Linked DNA regions of Homo sapiens: regions 1 and 3 are each linked to region 2. Evidence: read pairs that join two places in POLR2A ChIA-PET (ENCODE). Cell type or tissue: MCF 10A. All regions are shown on one strand.

Evidence for each region. ChIA-PET counts read pairs that join two places held together with the same protein. Peaks named below come from ENCODE experiments on the same cell type or tissue, not always from the same donor. Only the 100,000 strongest peaks of a DNase experiment are listed, where the experiment ranks them.
Region 1: POLR2A ChIA-PET joins it to region 2 with 5 read pairs; 3 of 35 experiments call an interaction of 5 or more read pairs at or near these places.
Region 3: POLR2A ChIA-PET joins it to region 2 with 5 read pairs; 3 of 35 experiments call an interaction of 5 or more read pairs at or near these places.

What each region holds. Positions count from the first base shown.
Region 1 is chr14:96,176,750-96,180,749 of GRCh38, forward strand. No RefSeq gene overlaps it. Among named protein-coding and RNA genes, the nearest start is that of BDKRB2, 26 kb to the right of the region's middle. In MCF 10A, no CTCF peak of the experiment used is centred here; a DNase peak (open chromatin) is centred at 172.
Region 2 is chr14:96,104,476-96,108,475 of GRCh38, forward strand. No RefSeq gene overlaps it. Among named protein-coding and RNA genes, the nearest start is that of C14orf132, 67 kb to the left of the region's middle. In MCF 10A, no CTCF peak of the experiment used is centred here; DNase peaks (open chromatin) are centred at 346 and 1,756.
Region 3 is chr14:96,184,877-96,188,876 of GRCh38, forward strand. No RefSeq gene overlaps it. Among named protein-coding and RNA genes, the nearest start is that of BDKRB2, 18 kb to the right of the region's middle. In MCF 10A, no CTCF peak of the experiment used is centred here; no DNase peak of the experiment used is centred here.

The DNA.
Region 1 (4,000 bases), 72 kb after region 2:
CACTGAGCCTCCCAAGGATTCCTCCCCACCCCACCCTCCAACCCTCAAAATGATTTTTCTGGCTGTTTGACAGCTTGAATCTCCAGCGCTGCACTCCTGTATCCCGGAGGGACTGACTGTTTCCTGGCCTCAGCTCTCTGAACGTGAAGCTCAGGCTTTGCTTCAGCTGCCAAATTTTGTGAGTTGAGCAATTTAAGGCACAGAGGAGCAGGAGGAAGAGGGGCAGTGTGCGTGCATTGCTCTCTGCCAAGCTGGGGCTCACCGTTCCTCTCTTTTTCTCACCCCACTGACCTCAGCGTGAGTGCATGTGCACACACACACACACACACACACACACATGCTCACACACATCAGAGTAGTCAGCATCTCCCGTGGTCTGAAGGAGGATGTTTCTGCCCACACGCAGGCCCTGGGGGCTCAGCTTCCATTCCAAGTGCCTGTCCAGGAATTTATTTCCAAGACATACAATGCTCTTATTGAAAGAAATTTGGAAAGCAGTTTTGTCCCTCTGCGAAAACAATGTGGTGTCGTGGTCAGGGGTACAAACTCCGGGATCACGCCACAGCAAGGAGCTGAACCTTCCTGAGCCTTGATTTCCTAATCTAGACAATGGGGGTGATAATACCACAGTTGACATTTTCCAGCACTTTTCTTGGGCTTGGCACTAGGCCAAGCACTTTATAACCATCATCTTAGTTAATTCCAACATTAGCCTTACGAACTGGGAATTACTCTCACTGATCAAAGGATAAAAATGAAGTTCAATGAGTTTAAATAACTTGCCCACCATCTCCTGGTTTTTAGTTGGCTGAGCTAGGATTCCATGGCGGGTCTTTTTCACTTTGAAGCCTTTGCTCTTAAACTCTCTGCACCATACAGAGTCAGGAGCCCTCGGAGCACCTGCTGGCTCTGCCACTAACTTGACCCCCCTCCCCTTGGGCCTCAGTTGCCCAATCTGTAAAATGTAAAAAAGGTCCCTTCCAGCTCTATCTCAATTGAATTTTTGAAAATGGCAGTCTTGGCCTTGAAAGAGTTAACACAGATGCATGTGAGTCAAAAGTCCCTTCTTACTCTGCTTTGTCCCAAGTTTCCTAAGATAGCTTTGAAGACCAAAAGTGCATAACGGCTTAAGCTTGAAGGCAGAGTTTAGGAGGAGGTGAGCGTGCAAATAGCCACTGCAGTTCTTCTGGAAGGCCAGTACATTATCCCTAAATATTGCTTAACTTTTTATAGTGTCCTATTTTATCAGTGATGAGGCTTCCACCATGAAATCACAATATTAGAAACCGACTCAGAGAGCACTTGGGTTTAACAGAGAAACAGGCAGGGGAGGGGGGTTTCCTGAGGCCGCTCACATGCCAGGCTTCATCACAAGTTCAGTACACGGAGGGGAAGCTCAGGTCCTGAGAGGGTGGGGCGTACCCTGCTCCACCCACACACAAATCGCGGCAGAGCCAGGACCCTGAGCAGATCTTTGAGCCCAGGGCGTTCCTTCCGAGAGCTCCTCTGCCAGTGCCTGTCCTTTCTCATCTGTGTTTTTCCAGAATTTCTTAAACAACACTGGGGGATGAGGGGGGCTGCCCAGTGACCAGGGCTCTGGGCCCTACCTGGCTTCAACCTGAGCAACTTTGTTTTTATCAATCTAAGATTTTGTTGGAAAAAGGCTTTGGTTGCTTACAAAATTTTTTAAAGTTTATGTTCCAGCCTGGGTAACATGGCCAGACCTCATCTCTACAAATAATTTAAAAAAAAAAAATTAGCCAGGCATGTTGGCTCTTGCCTGTAGTCCCAGATACTAAGGAGACTGAGGAAAGAGGTCGAGATTGCAGTGAGGTATGATCGCTCCACTGCACTCCAGCCTGGGTGACAGAGCCAGACCCTGTTCCCCTGACAAAAGCAGTTTGGAAATGCAGCTACACTTTCCACATTCATTTTTTTTCTTGCTCCTAAATTGATTTCAGCAAAAAATGGAAGCTCCCTGACACCAGGAATGCAGAGAAGGGAGACATACAAAGCAGCTCTGCATTTGGGGCAAGGAATTCAATTGCGCTGTAGCAGTGTGAGTGTGTTTGTGTGTGATATGTGTGTGCATGGGTGCACGTGTGCATGCCCCACACCCACTCACAGCGAGTCAGGGTGACAGGTTTTGCACAGACATCCTGATCCTTGCTAAGAGGTAACCACAGCTGGCACCCATGGCCTTGTTTATGCTCCCAGATGCTGAGCAACACAAATGATAAATCCAAGCAAGTTGTTTGCCTGCAGAGTTCCCGGCCTGCTCCAAAGTTGCAGCTGGGGGAAACCCACAGGGCTCTAGACCCACCCGTGCAGGTAGAGCCCTTCCATGTGCTTGAAGATGGCACAGCGGGAAAGTCCCAGCAGCCAGGCCATCTGGTGGCTAAGAAATGAAGTTCCAGACAGAGCCCTGGGTTGGACACAGTCTGGTCTCAGATCAGACCTTGGTCTCTAGACCCCTGGCATGTCCTGGGCTTCAGCGGCCTTCCCCAGATGTCTTCCGGAGCCCTCAACTTCATGTTCACCCAGCTACAACCATCCCTCACCTCAGTGAGCTTCTGACTCTGTTCCAGCGCACACCTAGGCCAACAGGAAGCCACCCAGACCCCACGGCATGATGTGCGAAGCCCTTCATAGCCTGGGCCCACCAGGAAGGCACTCCATCAATTCACTCCTGACTTTATTCCTGAATTCAGGGATACACAAATGCATGATCCAGGATCTGTCTCCCCTCTGCGCCATCCAGAGCCTTGCCAGCACTTGGCAGAAAGGAGGTGGGATCAGAGCTGATGGAGAATAGAATAAATAAAAGAACCAATGAAATATGCAAGAGTCCACTGAACACTATAAAGAACTGAAATCATAAACGAAAGAAATTATTACTATTAGGAAGAATGTGATTATCACCTGCCCCACTGGGCAACTTTTTTGGCCCTGTGACAGGGCTTTATGGAAATAAATAATTTAGCTTTAAGAAAATCAGTCAACCAATTTTAGAAAGTAATGACACCTGTTTTCTCATTGTAGAAAACTTTGAAAACATGATGACAAGATTAGTCACATATAGTCCAAACAACCAGATATAGCCCAATGACACTGGGTGTATTTTCTTCCAGTCTGCTAGGCAAGTGTGTGAATGTAAAAAGTAATGTAAGTGGGATGAAATTGCATACTGTTTTATATCCTGTCATTTTCAGGTAATATTTTGCTGTTTATACTTTGCTATGTTTTGACCCCTGAAGTCAGGTTCCAGCATCCCCACTTTCTGGCTCTGTGACCTTGGGCCATTCATTTCACCTTGCTGAGCCCCTATTTCTCATCTCAGAAATAACCACACTCTTACTGGAGCCAATATCAATTTTCTCCTCTTTGTGAACATATTGTTAAACTATATTTCCCAGCCTCCTTTGCAGCTAGATGAGGCCACATGACGCTCTTCTGGCCAATGGGATGTAGGAGGAAGTGATGTATGCCGCTTTTGTGCTTGGCTCATAGAATCTCCCACCAATGGTCCTCCAATTTCCCTCCTTACCCTCCAGGGCCCCCATGCTATTGAGTTGCACTAAGGCATTCAGGAAACCATGAGATGGAAGAGCCACCAGCAGGACCCAGGATGGAACAGATCTGGGTCCCCATGTCAGACCCTGGAGAGGGAGCCAAGTGGCCTATGATGTGAACAAGAAATAAACCCATGCTGCTTAAAGGTATCAGGATGTATTTGTTGCTGCAGCCCAGCTTAATCTGACAGCTACTTACCTCGTAAGGCATGCTGTGCCATTTAAATGAAATATGTGACATCAGTAGCCCATAAAAAGCACTTCAAATCTGAGCCATTACAAATTAAAGAACATTAAAGGATAAATAAGCCATTTAGTAAATTGGATAATACACACCGTAAGGTTTGTGGGACTTCAGGGAAGAGAGAAATCACTTTGGACAGCAGCGAGCAGTAAAAGGCGTGTTGAGGGGAATTTCTAGGATGTGT
Region 2 (4,000 bases):
CTCTACCACAAGCACCTCCCCTAGAGGATCACTGTAGGGATGAACTGAGATGAGGCCTCTAAGCATCCGGTCCCTGGGGCACAGCTTGGAGCTCAGTAAGTGGGAGCCACTGCCACTCGGTCAATACTGGGGCTTCCGAACCTCTGCCCCTATCCACCTCCTGCCTCTTTCCGGCCCCAGGAACCTCCTGGGGGAAACGAGGAGTGACCTCTGACCACGTGAGGAAGGGAAGGAGACCATATGGTGGAGATTACAGTCATTGCATCCTCGGCCCCTTCCAGACTTGCCCAACCACGGGAGGCAGGCCAGGTGGCCGTGAAGTCATTATTTACATGCCTCGGCTTGCGTCATTGGTTTCGAGTGCAGCCAGCGGTGAAAGCAAAAGTTCATCTCGGGCTGGTAGTGGGTGGCCAGCTGGCCAGATCATTCCCTGCAGTAATAAACCAGGCAGGGATGCAGTCACCCCGCCCACAGCCTTTCCCTGGGCTGCTTCAGCCCGCACCACATTCCGGGCCCAGCTACAGCTCGTCTCTCCTCTGGGAGGCTTCGCCCAGTGACCCAGCCCCAGGGTGACCAACTCATCCCTGTTTGCCCAGGACTTTCCTGGTTTTAGCACTGAAAGCCCCGTGTCCAGGGAAGCCCTTAGGTCCTGGGCAATCTGAGAGGGTTGGTCACCCTACTCAGCTGTCAGTGTGGAGAGAGCCTGCCCCATGGTACTTGATCCTGCTCCCCAGTACAGGACGGCCTTGTTCTCTTTAGATTCTGCCTGGTCTCAGGGCCCGCCCCATGCTGACCCCCCACCCAGCATCTTCTTCCTCTGGTTTGCCATGGCTCGCCCTGCCCTGGGGCCCGGACCAACCCACTTTGTTGGGGTCACTGCTCCTGTGTCTTTCTCATAGGCCTTCACTACCTTCCAGCTACATATTTGTCCCCAACTAGATCGTAAGCTCCAGGAGGGCAGGGACCCTTCTACTTGACTCAGGTCCCTGAAATCCTCAGTGCCTGCCACACTGCCTGGCTTATCACTGCACCTCAAAATATCATGTTTGGAGGATGGAGGGGAGGAAGGAAGAAAGAAAGAAAGGCAGGAGGAGAATCCCCAAGTCACCTGTGTCCTTCGGACTCCTAGCCCACAATGTGACTGATGTTACAGAAAATGCGCTCCAGGCAGAAGACAGGCTGCTTGGCATTTAGCTGTGCGGTGAGGAATGGCCTGATCTGGCTGGTAGGTGAGTCTAATGGGCTGGAGAGCAACGAGCAGCGGGGACGCACCGGGAGCTCCTGGGACTTCAGGCTCCCGTTTTTCAGATCTCTTAGACAGAGCCTTGCCCCAGAAACCGTCTGTACTGAGACTTCACACAAGGCCCCATCTGTGTGTGGATATAAACCAGAGCAGCTGAGAAACCCGCCCTCCCCTCTGAGACCTGGGCAAGGCTCTGGAGCACAGAGGAGGAGGCTGGAGCGCATGCACTTTGATCCTCCAAAAGGGAGCTGCCCCCACCTCAGACACCCCTCCCCCAAATTACTGAAGCCTATCCCCCCGCCCCCCCGCTTACTCTGTGCAAGCAGAGTAAGCTTCGTGTCCATGGCAATGACCATGGCCTTCAAAGTTCCTCTTCCCATCCTCCTGTGAGATGCCAGGGCCATGTGCGGGGTAGTCCTCCCTGGAGCTCTAGGCGGGGCCACCAGGACTCACCTCGGAGTCATGGGTGTGGAGACCGTAAGGAGGCTGTGCCAGAGCAGGCTGCAAGCTGGGCGGGATGACAATGTCACTGCCCACGTGCGTTCTTTCTTTCAGGCGTTCCCTCAGCAACAACTCATTGAGAGTGTGCTGTGTGCCAGGCCTAGGGCGGGAGAGCTGACACACATCAGCGGAGAGGCTGCCCTCATCTAGATAAAGGTTCTCCAAAATGTAATCACTGGGCAAAAGTGCAAATGGTTGAAAAATATTGACGTAATGCCATTTAGAAGATGGAAAACTCTGCTTTGCAGTGTCTGTGCGTCCACAGATAGAAATGCACAGGGAGAAAGTGGGACCCAGGATTACCCTGGGGAGAGGACTGGGAGGTGGACATGGTCAAAAGAGCCTTGACTCGGGTTTTTGCACAGAGAACATGTACACAGGTTATCTGTATAATTTTTTCATTCACATAATTAAATATTGAAAGGAAAAGAAAAAACAAGGCCGTAGGGCAGTTCTGATGTTGTACCCCTCAACAGCAACTCAGAGGTCATCTTCCAGTTTAACAAGAAAGACAAAATCCCTCATGTCTGCCAAGATCTTTGCCATTTACAATATAGACACACAACAGCCAGATGGACAGATAATACAGCTACCACTTAGCTTTTGCTGGGCTTAAAAACAAAACACTCCAAAATGTAGTCACTTATAGCCACAATCATTTTTTTAGCTCATAATTCCGTTGGTCAGCTGGGTGATGTTCCTAGTCTGGGCCAGGATATTTGCTGATATTTGCTGGGCTCCCCCAAAAGTCGGTGACCAGGTGGCACCTGGATGGTCTAGAATATTCCAACTCCTATGTCTCCTCACTCTCCTCTGCCTCACTCTCATGACCCAACAGGCTAGCTCATGCTTATTCACAGGATACCAAGAGAGGTGACGGGTGGGGGGCTGCGAGGCACCTGGGGGCCCCAGCTCTGAAATTCAGTGTCCCTTCCACACATTCCATTGCTCGAAGTAAGTCGCAAGCCCAGCTGTTGCCAAGTGGTGGGCAATAGACCCCACCCCACCCTGCTAACTAAGAAGAGAAATACCTCCTGTGTGCTAGACCCTGTGCTGAGCATTCAAGATAGATTTTCTCATTATCATCTCATAGGAGCCCTATGAGGAAGTTGTATAATTTCACTTTATAGATGAAGAAACTGAGGCACACTGTGGGTGTCAGAGAAGGGAATCTCTCCGATGGACTCCAGGAAGGCTTCTCCCCACCCACAAACTCTCCCCTAAGGATGCCTCAAATGTCACCTTCCCAACTCCCTCATGCTATGAACTAGATTGTGCTCCCCCAAATTCATATGTTGAAGCCCTAACCCCAAGTGTGGCTGTATGTGGAGTAAGGAAGTAATTAAGATTAAATGAGGTTGTGAGGGTGGAGCCCTGATCCAAAAGGATGAGTGTCCTTGCAGGAAGAGACGCCAGAGGTGGAGCGCTCTCTCTCTCTCTCCACACTCCCCTGCACCCTGCTGCCCGTCTTCATCATTTAAGGACAGAGAGGCAGCTGTTTGCAAGCCAAAAAGTGAGCCCTTATCAAAAACCAAACTGGCCAGCCCTTTGATCTCAGACTTCCAGCCTCCAGGACTGCAAGGAATACATTTCTGCTGTTTCAGCTGCCCAGCCCATGGTATTTTGTCACAGCAGCCACAGCAGACTAAGCCTCCTCCCTCCCCTCTCTGTCCTCTTTTAAAATGCAGCGCCCCTTGATCCATGGTCAAGCGTTCCCCAGTCCCTCAGGTGCACCTGTTGTTCACTTCACCACTCCCCTTCCCATGAAGACAGACTCCAAAATGTTCCCAGGACAGTAGATTTCTGTTTAGAACCCATCTCAGCCCCAATTTTTCTCTGCTGTTTCTCCTTTTTACTTCTCTACTTGGAAGACACAGGCTTAGCAATGACTGCTAGGATCCAAAGGGTGTTTCTTAGGTCTAAGGGAAACTGGAAGAGAAATAGTTCTGACACACCTTGGCTGTCGGTGGGTGTCAGCTGTGAATATTTCATGCATGATGGGAATGGAGAGGGAACAGAGCTCCACCTGGCAGTGCAGGTGCCCCTGTCCCCACCTGCCTCCACTGCTGGAGCCCCCAGCTCCTCTCATGCAGTCAAGGGCAGAGGCACTGATGCTCAGACCTCTTCTCTCACCATCAGCCATATCACCTGGGTGGGGACATCTCTCAACCTCTCCAGCCCTCAGTTTCCCCACCTGTCAAAGAGAGACAGCAATGGCACTTTCTCCTAGGGTTGCTGTCAGCATTAAATAAGCTA
Region 3 (4,000 bases), 80 kb after region 2:
CCAAGTTCCATCATTGCCAAGATGGAAACCATCTGGCTGTATGCACGCGGCCCTCCCAATGTTTTTCCCACAACACTGGTGTTTTTCCAGCTCCCCGACCTCGTGGGGAATTTCATGCCTGAGTCAGAGGCACAATGTCAACCGGGCCTCAATCCTCTCCCCCACTGGTCTGTCATTGCCAGTGGAAGCCATTGCCCAGTGTGTTGGCCCCGCGCACATTCACTGAGCCAGTCTCCCTCTGACCCCTCACTCGGCTGGTTTCTTACGGTGCCATCTGCCCAGAGCATAACCAGAGACTCAGGTATTGTCCCAGGTCAGGGGAGGAGGGAATGTGAAGAGCCTGGGTGGGCGCTGAGATAGGGGACCTGCCCGCAAGAGCTGACCCTTCTGTCTCTCAGTTGTGTAACCTGAGGCAAGTCACTGCTCCTCTCTGAGCCTCAGTTTCCCCATATATAAGATGGGACTGGTAATACCTATTTCACAGTTGTGTTTGAGGATTAAATAACTATTATAAGAAGACTTAAGCCAAGTTCTAAGGAATAGGAGAGGCTGACTCATAGCTGATAATCTTGTATTATTATTGGTAGGCAGGTGAGGAGGTAAAATCTTCCTGGCTGGCTCCATGGTTTTTTAAAACATGCCCCTAGACTATATCTTTGTGTGGGTCCCGGTCCAGGCAAAAGCCTCCCCAGTCAGTGGCCAAGCCCCAGGGCCAGGCATGAACTCCCATGACCTGGAGCCACAGAGAACGAAAAGCCTTGAGCTGTCCTGATGTTGTTGCCCTCATGAGTAATGAGGAGGCACTAAATGAGCACAATATTAAGGAGATGTGGTGGGACCCAGAGTGACCTTGGGGAGGCGGGGGCAGGGAAGGGAGCAACGTCCCTGTAGTGCCAGGATCTGGACATTACACAGGGCACGTAGCTGCCTCTATTTTCAGCCTTTACTAACCTGACTCAAGTATGCCACATTCTCCTCCAAAGATGCAGGAAGGCAGTTCTGGAAGCTTCCTCCTACCCATGGTCATGGATCAATTGCCTAGAACCCAGAATAATAGTTCCTGAGAGATGCATGCAGGCACTGTGCATGCATTAGCTTGTTGAATCCTGGCACAAGCCTAGCAGATAGGTTCTGTTGCAGCTGCATTGAACAGACGAAAAATCAAGCTAAGTACCTTGAGATCTGCAGCAGAGGCAGAGGCAGAATTTGGACCAGGCAGTCCACCTCCCTGGCTGCTGCCCTGCCTGCCATTCTGGGACCACAGGGGACCTCTCTTCACCATGCTTCAGAGGGCTTGGGTGTCAGCACCCCGAGTTCTGGAGGTTTGGCTGACATGGACCCCAGAAAGCTTCCAGGACAGAGAGAGCCCATCCAAGTTCAGTCAGCTCCTCCTCAGGGTCACACGGGCTATGCCCTGGGTTAGCAGCCTCTGGGCTGGATGAGATGGACACACAGCACCTCTGAGACTCCACAACATCTGATCTTAGCACCACTGTGTCTGCAAGTGGATTTGAGAATGCCACAAACACCCAAGAGGCTGTTTCTTAACCTCTCAGAAGCTTCATGTGCAATTTAAGGCTTTTATTTCCGAGCTGGGAATGGACTACTTTGTCTGTTGTAAGATAGCTTAGGGCAGCAGTGAGCATAGTGGTGATGCCTGGCAGGCCAGGGGCCACCAAAAGTCCATACTCATTCTAGGAGATAGCCCACTGCATCTACTATGCACCAGACACTGCTCTAAAAGCTCAGAGTCCACTGGTGAACGAGATAGGCAAGGTCCTTGATGTCTTGGAGTTTACGTTCTAGTGAAGGAGCACCTCCAGTGAGCGAGTAAACCCATGGCCCTCAAAAGCAGGACAGTGGTAGGGCTACGAGGAAGACAAACAATGGTAAAGAGATAGAGGTCAAAGCCTCCGTGCATGTGTGTGTCTGCGTGCGTAGCATCCATGGGGTGTGTACGTGTGTTTGTGTGATGTGTATGTTGGTGGAGTTTGCATTGGTGTGCACATTGTGTGTGGTTTATCTGTGTGATGTGTATGTGTGTGTTGTGTGTGGTCTGTGTTGGTGCGTGTGCGCTGGTATGTGCGACGTGTGTTTCTGTGTGTGTGCATATGTGTATGTGTTGTGGGCTACTTCCGATTGGGCGGTCAGGCAGGCTTCTCTGGGAGAAGTGTCACTTGAGCCAAAGTGGCCAGGGGACCCGGCTATGGAAGATGAGACAATCAGGGTGATGGTTGGAACTGGCCGCCCCCAGGATTAGGAGGCTCCCAGCTGTGGCATGTGGTGCCCCATCAGCCCTCCTCTTATGTGAGGTCGCTCCTGGTGAAGGAACATGAAAGGTGTCCTCCCTTCCAGGGTCCACAGAAGGGCAGAATGCAAACCCAGGCCTGAGCTTCCCAACCCTTTTGAACTGCTGGCAAGATTACAGCTGTGCTGGTGGAGCTTCCCAAACACCCGGAGGAAACCCATGCCCCAGTGGGGCCTTTCTCCAAACAAGTCATTGTTCTTAACTGCCTCTTGCAGGGACCCTGCCCAGCAGGCACAGCCCTCAGGCATCCACTAGCTGTCTAGAGAGCCCGGATTCCCTGGGGGACTTTCCAGGCCTCTGTGGCCTGCCCAAGGTCACCCATCTGCATGGAGCTCATTCATTTCTTCTCACTCTGGAGTGCAAGAGGCCAGACGTTTTTTGCACAGCAAAACTCCAAAACCAAAACCACAAAAGTCCTGTACCTGCTTATCTACGCGTTCCATTCCATCCATCAGAGTGAAAATCCAAGCAAGGTTTTCATATGCCTGATACTGGCTGACTGGGTAACCATGCACACATAAAATCATTTTTTTACTCATCCACCTTTCTCAAGTGACCACAGGATTGGAGACAGTGATGTATAGAAGATGAGATCGCTGCCTCCAGGACTCCATGGGAGGGAGAAAAGACATCCATCCAAATAATCACTGAGCACCTGCTCAGCTCCAGGTGCCCAGGGAAGGGGAGTAATCTCTTGGCAGACACAAAGTAAGACAGGGAGGTACAGGCGCAGTGGATACACATGGCAGGGCAACAAGCCCCTGCAGGCTGAGCTTCCAGAGAAGGTTCTGTGGGGCACCGACGGTTAAGCTGGGGCCTGAATGATAAATGGGTGTTGCCAGATGCAGGGAAGAGTGATGAAGCAGGTGGATTACTTGAGGCCAGGAGTTTAAGACCAGCCTGGCCAACATGGTGAAACCCTGTCTCTACTGAAAATACAAAAATTAGCCGGGCGTGGTGGCAGGTGCCTGTAATCCCAGCTACTCAGGAGGCTGAGGCAGGAGAATTGCTTGAACCCAGGAAGTGGAGGTTGCAGTGAGCCAAGATCTCACCACTGCACTCCAGCCTGGGTGATTAAGCAAGACTCCATCTTAAAAAAAAAAAAAAAAAAGTAACGAGGAGAGTTCCAGGACTAGCAGAGGAAAGATTTAGCCAGTACACACTGGATATTAAATACCAACATACTTCCTTATGTATGAATAGATACCTTCCCACATCCCATCCCAACACTCAGCTCACCCCAACCCCTGCTCCTGGAATCTCCTTTTATGGGGTAAATAGTGTCCCCCAAAAAGGAGTTGATGTTGTAACCCCCAGTAGCTGTGGACATGACCTTATTTGGAAATAGAGTCTTTGCAGACAATCAAGTTGAAAGGAGATCATTGGGGTGGCCCTAATCCAATGTGTTCTTATATAAAAGGGAGTAACTTGGACACGGATGCGCACACACAGGGAGAATGCGATGTGCAGACAGGAGTTCTGCTGCCACAGCTAAGGAGTTACCAGAAGCTACAGAGAGGCCTGGAACAGATTCCCCCTAGAGCCTTCACAGGGTTCCCGGCCCTGCCCACACCTTAATGTCAGACTGTTAGTCTCCAACACTGTGAGACAATCAATTCCTGTCGTTTAAGCCGCTCCATTTATGGTACTTTGTTGTGGCAGCCGTGGGTAACTGACACACTCCCTATGATC